Linked DNA regions of Homo sapiens: region 2 is linked to region 1. The links are chromatin contacts, found by Hi-C or POLR2A ChIA-PET in ENCODE. All regions are on one chromosome and are shown on one strand. The core of a region is the stretch at or near the end of the contact, and the rest is flanking DNA. Distances in the headings are between cores, read along the strand shown.

Evidence for each region. Hi-C counts contacts between places; a loop is a spot of excess contacts on that map. ChIA-PET counts read pairs that join two places held with the same protein, here RNA polymerase II (POLR2A). Pooled maps may share reads with other maps.
Region 2: a map with no recorded cell type shows a loop between it and region 1 (2.3-fold over the local background). The contact joins two enhancer-like sites. A Hi-C loop is called at or near these places in 2 of 168 maps with a recorded cell type or tissue (CD8-positive, alpha-beta T cell and naive thymus-derived CD4-positive, alpha-beta T cell), 7 of 37 single-sample maps with no recorded cell type and 4 of 50 pooled maps. POLR2A ChIA-PET finds 5 or more read pairs at or near these places in 2 of 52 experiments (H1 and activated CD8-positive, alpha-beta memory T cell).

The regions. Positions count from the first base shown.
Region 1 is chr1:229,996,653-230,003,130 of GRCh38, forward strand. It overlaps LINC01736 (long intergenic non-protein coding RNA 1736), which reads left to right and starts at 6,065. Exons shown (of 2, transcript NR_135116.1): 1 at 6,065-6,341. Within about 2 kb of position 2,444, at least 7 of the 41 ENCODE cell types and tissues checked have a DNase peak (open chromatin) inside an H3K27ac peak, as active enhancers do.
Region 2 is chr1:230,157,814-230,164,291 of GRCh38, forward strand. All of the region lies in intron 1 of GALNT2 (polypeptide N-acetylgalactosaminyltransferase 2), which reads left to right. Among named protein-coding and RNA genes, the nearest start is that of GALNT2, 94 kb to the left of the region's middle. Within about 2 kb of position 3,863, at least 4 of the 41 ENCODE cell types and tissues checked have a DNase peak (open chromatin) inside an H3K27ac peak, as active enhancers do.

The DNA of each region.
Region 1 (6,478 bases), core at 1,194-3,693:
TTGCTCACAGTTCTGGAGGCTGGGCAGTCCAAGGTCTTCCTTACCAGCAGATTCAGTGACTGGCCAGGGCCTGTTCCTCAGAAATGGTATCTTCTGTGTGTCCTCACGTGGTGGGAGGGGCAACCAAGTTCCCTCAGGCCTTTTTTTTTTTTTTTTTGAGACAGAGTCTCGCTCTGTCACCCAGGCTGGAGTGCAGTGGCCTGATCTCGGCTCACTGCAACCTCCACCTCCTGGGTTCAAGCGATTCTCCTGCCTCAGCCAGCTGGGACTACAGGCACATGCCACCAAGCCCAGCTAATTTTTTGTATTTTTACTAGAGAGGGGGTTTCACCATGTTGGTCAGAATGGTCTTGATCTCCTGACCTGGTGATCCACCCGCCTCGGCCTCTCAGTGCTGGGATTACAGGCATGAGCCACTGCGCCCAGCCGTCTCAGGCCTCTTTTACGAGGGCACTAACCCCAAGAGTGCTCTACCCTCATGACATCATCATATCCCAAAGGCTCCGCCTCTTAATACCATCACCTTGGGGAGTAGGTTTCAACATACGATTTAGGGGCCATGCGTATATTTAGACCATAACAAAGGCTCATGTTATGAGGCTGTTCATCCAGATAATCCTGGGTAACCTTGGTTTCTTAAGGTCTATAACCTTGATTCCATCTACATAATCCTTTTTGTCATATAACATAACATACTCAAAAGTTCCAGGGATTAGAACGTGAATATCTTTGGGGCAGTCATTTTGTACAAACTGCACTTAATGCAAAATGATATATCTACAAGAATAGTCATTGCTGTATTCATTGTAATAGTAAAATAATGAAAATAACCTAAATATGCATCAGGAAGTGAGTTTATACATTATGGTTTATATGACGGAATATACTATGCAGTTGTTAAAAAGAATGTGGCAGCTCTATATGAGTTTATATAAAAGGATCATGTTATTGGCTGGATGTGGTGGCTCACGTCTGTAATCCCAGCACTTTGGGAGGCCAAGGCAGGTGGATCACTTGAGGTCAGGAGTTCAAGACCAGCCTGGCCGACATGGCAAAACCCCATCTCTACTAAAAAAACACACACACACACGCACAAAAACTAGCCGGGCATGGTTGTGTGGGTGCCTGTAATCCAGCTACTTGGGAGGCTGAGGCGGGAGAATTGCATGAACTTGGAAGGCGCAGGTTGCAGTAAGCCAAGATTGCAACACTGCACTCCAGCCCAGGTGATGGAGTGAGACTCTGTTTCAAAAAAATAAATTATGTCATTGTATTTGGTGCAAAAAGGAAGAGTATAAATGCTACAATTTGTATTTGTGTCTATTTATATGCATCAATGCCATGCAACATTTTTGGAAAAGATGCACAAAAGACTATTGACCCCAGTAGCCTCCCAGGAGGGCAGATGGGAGACAGAGCTATCAAGCTAGAGGACAGAGCTATCAGGGCAAGGTACTGACGCTGGAGCCAGGCTGCCTCGCTCAGCTCCGCACTGTAGTGTGAGTTTGGGAAGGTGATCTCTTTGTGCATTAAACTCTTAATCTGTTAGTTTCACAATGTCTTTGTGCCTCAGTGTCCTCATCTGCAAATGGGAATGTTAATACCACTACTTGTTGTAAGGTTAAAAAAAAATTCATGCATATATGCAAAGGTTTAGTGTACAGCCTGACACAGAGTAAATGCCATAAAAGTATTTGCTATCATGATCTGTCCAAGAACACATAAGTGAATTATGGAGGGCTGAGGGGAGGTGGTGCCACATTGCTATGACCAGCGACTATCATGCAGAACTTTTGAGCCCTCCCTACTGTGAGGGTCCAGAGAGAAGGGGCAGTTACTCGCCCGAGTCACTCTGAGAAGTAGAGGTTAGGCCTTGGAAGCCAGGCCAGGCTGAGCAGGGTCTCCTGGCTTTAGATCTAGTGGTTCCTTTTTGAGACAGAGTTTCACTCTCTCACCTAGGCTGGAGGACAATGGTGCAATCATAGCTTACTGCAGCCCTGAACTCCTGGGCTCAAGTGATCCTCCTGCCTCAGCCTCCCAAAACGCTGGGATTAAAGGACCGAGCCACTGTGCCCAGCCGGGTCTAGTGGCTCTTCCATGGCCCCATCAGTGGCAAGAGTGGTCACCAGGGAAGCAGCACATCTCTGCCCTGTTGCTTGCTCACCAATAAGGTGAGAAATAAAGGCTTTAATAGGTGCGATAACAATTTTTAGGAGATGCCACCTCAACCCAGGGTCTGTTTTCTGTTCCTTCCCTATGTACTCCCCTTAAATCTCCAGACCCCATGATACGTGAGCTAGAGCTATTTGAATTGGGCCTTTAACCTCAGTTCATCTCTTGTTTTGCAGCTGTGAAATAGGAGAATTAATATTACCCAGTTTCCCTGAAAGAGGCCTGAGTCACTTTGGTTATGCACCATTTTCCAACGCTCTGAGAAGCAGCCTCAAAGAACTACAAGAACCTTTTTAGAAGCAGTTGCAACTGACTGCCAAGGAAAGTTCTGGGCCATAATTCTTTAACGAAAACATTCAGACCTTTCCATGATTAATCAAAAGGGAAATAAGGAAAAGGGAAATCATGAATTCGTACTAAATCGCTACACTTGGAGCAGACGCTGCCTCTTGGCAATTCTTTCTCAGCACTTGTTCTGCCAAAGGGAGAAAAGGAAATAATGCACTGAGAATTTCTTCCCCTCTCTTCTGTCTCCTGATCTCTTATTTTTTTTCTTCTAAAGGTCAAATGTATTTGCTGAGCTGCCTCGACAAATACCTGCCCTCCACTCAGAGGCTGAAATGTCATTGCTGAAAATGAGGAAATGGAGTGACAGTGGAAGAGCCGTGGAGTGCGGGCTCCTAGTGACCGGCCCCTGCTGGGACACCCACCCCATGCAGACTTTACTACAGCCTTCGCAGAAGCTAACACTGTAATCAAGGCTGCAGGATTTCTGCTCCCTTGCTTTCCCTCTCTTTTGACTACATATTTTATTTCAGCCCCGTGGTGAATTATTTATTCGGAGGGGAGGTGGGAGAAAGTGAGGAGAACTCAGCCCTTTGGGAATAATAAGAATATAAGAAGACACAGCGGCCTTTCTCAGCCGGGAAACAGGAAGCACAGGTCTCCTTTTTAAATCTAACTAAGGAACTGGTAGAGTCGGCGGATGCTTGTTGAGTGTGGCTTTTGTGATGCTTCCAGTATGTAGCAGCAATGTTCCCAGATGTAGCCAAGGCCCAAACCTGGGGGAACCGCATGCCAGTCAGAGGGGAGGCTCAACCTCCCTCACTGGACGGGAATGCCTCCTTTGTGAAACCCACTTGGTAGGGCTAAGGAAAGGCTTGGACTTTGCTGATGTGGTCACTTCTCAGCTCCCAAACAGAGTGGGATGTAGCATCTGAGTAAAGGCTTACCCTGGCTTCAGAGGAGCTAGATAGAGATTCAACCCAGGGCCAGGCTTGTTTCTAATTAAAGTGGGCTTACCTGTCCCCAGCACCTGCACAGGTAATGAGACTCACCCAACATGCCCACCACTGCTATATCAGGTACCTCTGTAATGCTCCATCAGAATAGTCTACAAGAGTTCACAGGTTGGGCATGGTGGCTCACACCTGTAATCCCAGCGCTTTGGGAGGCCAAAGTGGGACGATAGCTTGAGGCCAGAAGTTCAAGACCAACCTGAGGAACATAGCAAGACCCTGTCTCCATAAAAACTTAAAACTTAACTGGCATTATGGCATACACCTATAATCTCAGCTATTTGGGAAGCTGAGGTGGAAAGGATCGCTTGAGCCCAGAAGTTCAAAGTTAAAATGGGCTATGATTGCGTCGCTACACTCCAGCCAGAGCAACAGAGTGAGAATGTCAAAAAACAAAAAAAAAGAGTAACACAACTTCCAGAAACTCATATGCCTTAGGAGCCATGAGAGAAACTGCTTCCATTTGACACATGAGCAATGTCCAGTGCTACTTTGGGTCCCATTGCCAATGTTTGCCTAACATTAGTAAATCATTCCTGTTTACACCGGGGTTTTGCAGTTATTTTCTCTGGAAGTTCTGTGTTGTGGATTAGCTGGAAGGCAGCGGAGGATTGAGTCTGGGGAGCTCCTTATGAGACGCAAATAGCTGAAAGAGTGGGCAGACAGCCACAAAGCCCTCCTGCTCCTCCAGGGCTCGTTGGCCAAAGAAAAGTCATGTTCTGGCTACAAGTGACATCCAGAGAGCAATTTTACTTTTATTTCTACATTTTTACAATGTTCATTTTTTATTGACTAGGGAGATACAGTTTATGATTAAACAATATTGACTTGCCATAGAGTCATTCTGGTTGCATTCATTTTGGCATTGGATTACCTGGGATCAAATTCCCGCTCAGACATTTGCTAACTCTGCCATCTTCAGCACTTAATGTACATGAGCTCTCTAAACGTCCTAGCAACCCTGCAAGGCAGGCACAATGAGTATCCCCATTGCACAGACTGGACAACTAAAGCTTAGAATAAGTAAATGCATGAGCAGGCATTTGATCCTAGGCAGTCTGGTTCCAAAATGAACATAACCAGAATGGGTACTGAAATAGTTATGATTCTAAACACTCCCTGTGTCAGCCAGCTCCAGCTGCCATAACAAAGTGCCACAGATTGGGTGGCTTAAACAACAGACATTTATTTTTTCACAGTTCCAGAGGCTGGAAGTCTGAGATCAAGGTGTTGGCAGGGTTGGTTTCTCCTGAGGTCTCTCTCCTTGGCTCGCAGATGGCTGTCTTCTCCCTGTGTCCTCACGTGGTCTTCCCTCTGAATGTGTGAGCATCCCTGGGGGCTCTTTGTGTGTCCCCATCTTCTTACAAGGACACCAGACATACTGGACTAGGGCCCACTCCAATGATCTCATTTTAACTTGGTTACCTTTTTAAAGATCTTGTCTCCAAATATGGTCACATTCTGAGGTGCTGTATGTTGGGGCTTCAACACGTGAATTTTGGAGGGACATGATTCAGCCCCTCACACCCCCATTTCTCAGATGAGGAAACTGAGGCACGGAGCAGTTAGAGCATGCAGAACGTCAAAGGTAGAGCCAGCATTTAGACCTTGGGCAGACCAGTCCGAGGGTCCTGCTGCCAACTTCTACACCACAGTTTCCCAGGCTCGAGTGCAGGGGTCAGACCATTGCTTTACATCTTGAGACCATGATGCTGGCTGTTAGGAAACGAAGGTGCTGGGATTCAGGAGAGCTGGTAGAGTGCTAGCATCAGCGCCCTATGTCCAAGGCAAGAAAATAAAGGTAAATTGGAGATTGAGTGTCTGATCTCAGGTCTTGCAATACATCTGCAGAGAGAAGAGAAGTTTCTAGAAGGCAAGCCCTCTGGCTCTGATCCCTCCAAGGGAGCCTCTGCACTCTGGCCCTAAAACCTGGTCCCATTAAGTGCTCAGGCCTGGAGTCAGACAGAATGGGCTTCTATGTGCCTTGGGTAAACCACTTAACAATTTGAACCTCTGTTTCCTCAGTGAGAAACATACACAAGGCTGATGGTGAGTTTTCTGAGACGAGACATGTTTCCAGCACTCCCCACAACACCTGGCACATAGCAGGCTGTCCGTAACTGCAATCATGATTGGGGTCCCACCTCCCAGGCCCCCCTGCAGGTGCAGCAGGAGGAGCAAGGACACAGGTCATGCCCAGTCTGTGAGGAGGTGGCACCAGGCTGCAGCCATGAGTCTTAAGCTGAGCTACAATCTCCCCAGGAACAAGGAGATTGGAGCTCGATTCTACTCCTCCAGGTTGCAGGCAGAGCCAAATACACTGAGAGGCTTAACATTCCAGATTAATTCTTCCCTCCAGTGGTTTGCAAAAGCTGTGAGTTTGAAAAGAAACAAACTCAAACTTTGAGAGTAAGAGTAGGGAAGTGGGAGATGGTACTGTTTCAGACAAGGGTGGGGTTGGTGGACATTTCGCAACAAAGCCCCAGTGGCACAGGCTGTATTTGGGCTTTCCTGCTGCATTGAGAGGTCAGCAAGATTGCCTTGGCTGGGAACCAAACTCATCCTGGTTTCCTGTCTTGGGATCTCAAGGGGCTAGAATGAGCTGCTATTCCAAGGGAGAGAAGAAAGCAACCCCAGGAAGCCTGGCCCCGAAGACTGTGAGGTATGGTGGGGCCTTGCTGTGCTCTGGACTGGACAAGAGGCACCCTGGGCTCTGGACACAGCCAGATCTTCAGCCAATTGCATCTCCGGCCCAGGGCAGGCCCTTTATCTTATAGCCCAGTGGTGCCTCTCTCCTCACCTAGGAAACAAAGCCAACAGGATCTGCACCACCTCTGCCTCCCGGACATTGGAAGGACTAAATAAGATCAGGTACGTGCAAAGAGTTGCAAAAATAACCAAAAGGTAGGTGCTGCGTGGAATCCAAGCTGCTCATGTTATTGTGCGTTTGGCATCCTCCAGGAAAGCAGCCAGGCAGCGGGGCCATCTCGTGTGCCCCAGTGCAGGTG
Region 2 (6,478 bases), core at 2,613-5,112, 160 kb after region 1:
GGCTGGAGAAGAGAGTTAACTACAAATGTACTCAGGGGAGTTTTGGAGGATGGTGGCACTGTTCTATATCTTGATTGTGGTGGTGGTTGCATGACTATATGCAGATGTCAAAGCTCCCAGATCTGGATACTAAGAAGAGTGAATTTTACTGTATGTAAATTATACTTTTAATTTAAAAGCAGAGAAAAAAAATCATAAGCCAAGTCAGGGAAGTGAGAAGGATCTTGTTGTATGTGGAGAACCGTCATGGAACAGGCCAGAACTGAGCACAGATCAGGTTGAATGGGTAGGATGAACTGTGACTCCAGAGGCATTGAAAGGGAAATGTTTGCATGGGGCGTGGTGGAACACAGAGAGCCCTCGGGAGGCCCGGGTAGCAGGGGGGCAGGATGAAGGGGGCATTTCGTGTTGTGTGAGGGATGAGTAGCGTGGGGAGATGAGGCCAGAGGTTCCAGCCAGGAACTAGTGCAGTTCTCTAGTCTGTAGATAAGGCCTGAACACAGCAGTTGGTTGTAGGATTCTGGAGAGACTGGAGCTTAGACCTGATTACATTATATATGCACTGTCTTTTCTCAGAGATGGGGAAACTAAGGCATGAAAACATTAACTTTTATTTTGGAAAAAAGCTAAACATAGAAGTAAGAGGGAGGCCTCCTGAGGCACTTTGCCAAACTTTATGCACAGCAACTATGACCTGCAAAATCTTTTTAGCCTGGGCTCCCTCTCTTGACCTGAGACTCTTCCAGGGAGCCTGGTATCCACAAGAGTGGAAGCAGCTGGTCAGGGCCACGGAACTGGAGATGCCCCATGGGACAGAAGGCCTGGGGCTCTGGCAAAGTGTCTTGTAAGTGTTCCTGTCATTTCCCTCCACGTAAACCAAGTCAGGCTTGCAAATCAGCAGCCTTTCAGGTCCTTTCTCTCCTTCTGGAAGCTCTTGCATGTTGCAACCCCCTACCCACCCCGCCACCTCCCATCACAGATAAAGATTTTGTACCATCAGCCTGCAAGTGAGTTGGATGAATGCCATCTGAAAGGCTTTGTTCGTTTGCACACGAGGTCGTGAATAGCTGGCAACAAAGAGGATTGAACCTTGGACCTAGTGTGTCTGAGCAGTGCCCCAGCCCCCATGCCGCTTTGGATTTCAGTGGCCTCTGCAGCAATTTATTATTCTTACATCAGATGTTTGAAGTAGGTGAAGGGGCAGGTGGCATGTGTCTGGTGAGGTTGCTGACACTGCTTTTGGATGAGAGAGAGAGTAGTGGTTGAAACAGAGCATTCAAAAAAGCGTACACTTTAACCTGTAATCCGCAAACATTCCTTTGAGTTTACCCAGCCGTGGGAAAGGACGCTGTACCCCTGCCCTATTGGCTGCACCCTTTGCTGTTGATGTGAGGCTTTATTTACCTGGGAATTGACAGGGTTTTGGTCCATGATTGCTCCTTTCTCCGCAATCACATTTAATGCCCATGATATCTCATCTTTGCACACGAAGGCAAAGCCTTCTACTGCTTTTTCTCTTAAAGTGTTCAGCACTCCCCTGAGTTTATTAGAAGGATCAGAAGAAAGAGACCCTGAGTGTGAGGCTAGGTCAACCGGAGAAATTCACCCAATTATTTCGTTTCTTTGTTTGGATCCCTGCTTTTCATTTCTACCTATTCTGAAAGAGAGGCTTAAAACTAAAGTCCGGTTAGTTGAGGATCAGATGTGTCATACTTTTCTCAGAGGGGAGGGGACGGTCACTTTGCTCTAAGTTTGGGCCATGAGGTCCACACTGAGCCTACATGGGGTAGGGGGAAACCGTGAAGTGTGCAGTGACCTGAGGGTGCCAGATCACCCCGAGCCGTTGTGGTTCCCACTGGGCAGGCTGTACGTGGTGAAGGTGATAGACTGCATGTCTCATGCAGGCCAAGTGCCTGTCGGTCAGCTTGAGGGAGAAGATACCTTGTCTACCTCCCCCCACCTGCAGGCTGGCTGGCTTTGGGTGCAATGACCCTCCTCTTCCTTGAATCGCTGTTTCATTGTGGACCTGTTGGAAGTGCCAGCTTGGCTGGCCTTTGGCTGGATCCCTGTTTGCTAGAGCTTTGTTCCTACTCTGGAGGAGTCAGCTGCTGTGCCTTCTGGGACTGCCAAGAGTTGCCAAGGGGAGTGGGGAGTCCTCTCTGTGGGGTGTCGTCTGAATCCAGCAGCCGCACCACCCAGGTGCTTCCCTCCTCCCCACTCCTAGGCCAATGTCCTTAGTTTCTGCTCACTGATCAGACGATTATCCTTCTCCAGGATGACCACCATCATCTCATAGTCCTTCCTCACTCCCTTCCATGAAGTGCTTCTCCAACCCATTGTCTCTGTCATAGTGAAATGATTCTACTGTTAGTATCAAGATTTTCCACTAGTGCTAATAACAATCCCTGATGTTATCAAACATGTAGGATGGGCCAGGCATTGTACCAGGTGTCTACAGAAATCCTTTGTGCTGACTGTTGACCACTATCCCCATTCTGTAGGCGAGAGTGAGCCTTAGGAAGGGCGTTGGACGTGGCCAGGATCACACACCATGCCTTGCACTCACCTCTGATCTCTGAGGGCCAGGGCCTCCCTGTATACAATGATCTCTGCATCTCTTCTTCCTAGCAGAAGACTCAAAAGAACTTTCAGATGTGGGAGGCCAAGGCAGGTGGATCACCTGAGGTCAGGAGTTTGAGACCACCCTGGCCAACATGGTGAAACCCCGTCTCTACTAAAAATATAAAAAAATTAGCCGGTCGTGGTAGTGGGCGCCTGTAATCCCAGCTACTCAGGAAGCTGAGGCAGGAGAATTGCTTAAACCCAGGAGATGGAGGTTGCGGTGAGCCAACATGGTCCCACTGCACTCCAGCCTGGGTGACTGAGTGAGACTCCATCTAAAAAAAAAAACACGAAACTTTCAGATGAATAAGTTGGTTCTATCAGAGATGGCTCTTAAAGCTCAAAAGCTGTTTTAAAAAGCCCTGTGGATGCGCAGGCTCTCTTAGACCCTTTTTCTGTGTTACAGAAGGGGATATAATACCCCAAATAGGGTTTTTTTTGGTACAAACTGTGGATAGTACTAGATTTTGCTCCATACAGAGTCCTGTTGACTGAACTGCCCTTTCATGTTGTGTCTCCAGTGTTTTTATGGGCAACAGCCATATACAGTCTACTTCCTATCTATTGTGAAGTTGTTGTTGAGGATTTCCTGTATTATTTCACTCTGCATTCATGTCTCAGTTACCTTTGATCCCTAGCAAACTGTCCCAAGTGGAATGGCCTAACCCAGGAATGATGTATTATTTCTTACAGTCCTGTGACTGTCTGGGCGGTCCTTTTGCTAACTTCCCCAGGGCTCACGTGTGCCTTGTGGTCAAGTGATAGCAGCGTTGGCTGGCTGGTCCAAGGTGGCCTCACGTGTCCTATAGTATTTGCTAGCTATTGTCTGGGGCTCCTCAACTCTCCACATGCCCCAGTAGCATAGACCAGCTTCCTTACACCATGGTGGTCTCAGGGCAGCATTCTAAGAGGGCATGTCCAATGTGCAGGTGTGTATTAAGCCCCTCCTTGCCTCGTGGTTGCTGGCATCCAATTGGCCAAAGCAAATCACATGGCCTAGTCCAGAGGCCGACTCCAGCTGTCTGTGCAGACGTGGCAAAGAAATATGGCCACTTCCAATCCACTGCAGTCCAGTCCCCAAAATCCATTCTTTTCATGGCACATTTTGGAATCTAGCAGCTGAATTTCAGTCTCTCTTAAGATACTCATGACTTTATTTGGATGGTGAGCATATGGTTGGTTGGAGCACAGGCTTCAAAGTCCAGCCTGAATTGAGATTCTGACTTGCTCTCTGACCATTGTGCCTTTGGCGGGTGACTCACATCCATTTCTTCATCTGTGAAATGGATATGATGATACTTGCCTTCCTGAGATTGTTGTGAAGTTAATTGAGACTATACATGAAGTCTCTGGGCCATAACTGATCTCATTACACCTTAATTCTTGTTTCTATTACTTATTTTACTTCTGTCTCTGGGAAGTTCAGAGTTTAAAAATTCAACTTGACCACAGCATCTTTACTTGGTCATTTCTGCAACCACCATGTTCCATTTCTTTTGTGTTTCTATTTAGATCTTTTGTTTTAAGCTACCCAATCCTTTTTGGAATAATATGGGGTATTATTAAAGTAAGACTAACCAGCAAAATTCTGTAAAAATTAAAAAAAAAATCTTGGCGCTTCCAGTTCATTGGTTTTGCTGGTAAGATTCAGGATTATAGTACTGTTGAACAAGCTTGTATAGACGTGAATGAGTTTCCACATTCTTATAGATTTGACTCAAGTGATCTTTGCAGATTTTCACAAGCACTGAAGACTAACCAGCCTTCCTTTAAGTCTCCCAGCACTTAATTCATCTGGTCCAACACATGCCGGGTTCTTCAGGGTGTTAGGATGAAGCTCCTGTATCTGATCACCTACCATATTCCACACATTTTCCATACACTCTTTCTCATCCTCTGAGAATTTAGCATTCCGGGTGATGCTACTAAGATGGATGAATAATTTATAAAGTTTTAGAATTCTAAATATAGTTCTTTCTAGTTTCCCTTAGGGTTCAGAAAACAATATCCCAAAATGAAGGCCTCAGAAGCAAAAGTTTTTCACTTTCTCCTGCCCTCCAGCTGCCAGTCTCCTTCTCCCCAAGGCTGCCCTTAGAAGCTAGATTCCCTCCATAGAAGCTAGAATCCCTCTTCCCTAAAACAGGTCCTAGGAACCAGAACTTGCTTTCCCCAAAGCCAGCCATCAACCCTGAAAATGCAGCTCTAACTTTCCCTCTGCCTTGCTATGTAAATACTGTTTATAAAAACAGTATGTGACTTAACTGTTTGACTGTAGGTCATAAGACCCACCCCTCCACTCCATTCCAGAGAGGGTCTTGCCCCAACCCAGAATGAAGGAATGCTGCTCAGAGAGGCTGAGAAGAATCTAGATGGACAGGCCTTGCTGGGCTTCCCCACTCGGTCTGTTGGCATTGGAACCTACCATTTTTGTCCAGTCACATTTCCACATGACTGTCCATACTGTGTTGAACTTAAGCATGAGAATGGACAATTTCCCCTGTAACTTTGGGTCTTCATTCTGATGGCTCCTGTGTGTACACATTAAATCAATGTGTATGCCTTTTCTCTAATTAATCTGACTTTTTCGAGTTGAGTTTTCAGTGAACCTTCAGAGGGTGATGGGGAAAGTTCTCCTTGACCCCTGCATTTCTAAGTCAGTGGACACGTGAATCTTTGGCTTACAGAAAGATAAGAATCAGCTAAACATGTTCTTTGAAACTCCGCATTAAAACAACAACAACAACAACAACAACAAACTTTTGTCAAAGGAATTGTTAAATCCCCCAACCTTCATGTGCAGTGAGGTGAGATCCAGGCCCCACTTGGAACAAGTTCCATGGAGTGCGCACATCTTGTGGGCCACTGGCCACTCCTGAATTCCATGGACTCCGTGGGGCTGAGGTGCAGTGGAAAGATGAGCAGTGACTGTTCCCAGTGCTGTTGCTCATCAGAGAGCATGGGATGAGGTCACTCCGGCGATCTCTCATGCTTTAGCGTTTCCAGCTGTATGAGGGAGGTGTGGTGTAACTTCTCAGGCGGTTGTGTGGCTCTGGGCTCAGTTTTTGTTGAGAGCCTTCTGTGTGTCAGACACTGCTAGCATCATCATGTATGTCCTTTTATTTAATTCCTCCACATCACAGTGGATAGAAAACATGGTTCCTATTGCTACGAGCTCCAGAGCAGGAATTTGAATTTGCCTTCGAAGCCCGAGCTGCTCACAGCAGCTCACTGTCTTTTCAGCTTTCCCATCAGGATCAAATGAGACGAAGTGTGTGGAAAGGAGAAGCAACCTTTAAAAGTAGATCTTGGTAAAATTACTGTTTTCTGAAGTTGGACCAGGGAAGCTAAGAGGAAAGAGGGACAGTCCCCACTGACTGTCTTGGCTGCTGTGGGCCAGGCCTGTGCCAGTCACTTGGTGTCAGTGAGCTTATTGGATTTAGCTTTCCCAACCACATGGACACGGGGTCAGTCTGTCTGTCCCAGAACTGGCCGGGGGTGGTGGATGGAGCCTGGACTCTGGGCCAGTCACAGCCTGATGTGACACTGGATACACTGCCTGTTAGCTGTGTGCTCTTGACTTTGTTTTTTTTGGGAGGGTCTCAGTTTTGTCATCTTTTTTTTAATAAAAGGGGTATTAAATACCATACCTCAAAGATACTGTGAAGAACACATACGTAACTGCAATCGCACACGTGTAGCTCCTCTACAATGCCTGGCACTTGGAAAATCCCTGGTAAATGCCAGTTCTGTGAGGGTGGCATCACTGTTGCTGTTATTTCCATGTTCTGGGTTGGGGGCAGAAGGGCCGTCGGGCCCATGGGGAAGTACCCAGTAGAGGCCGGTGCTTTGCTTTCTC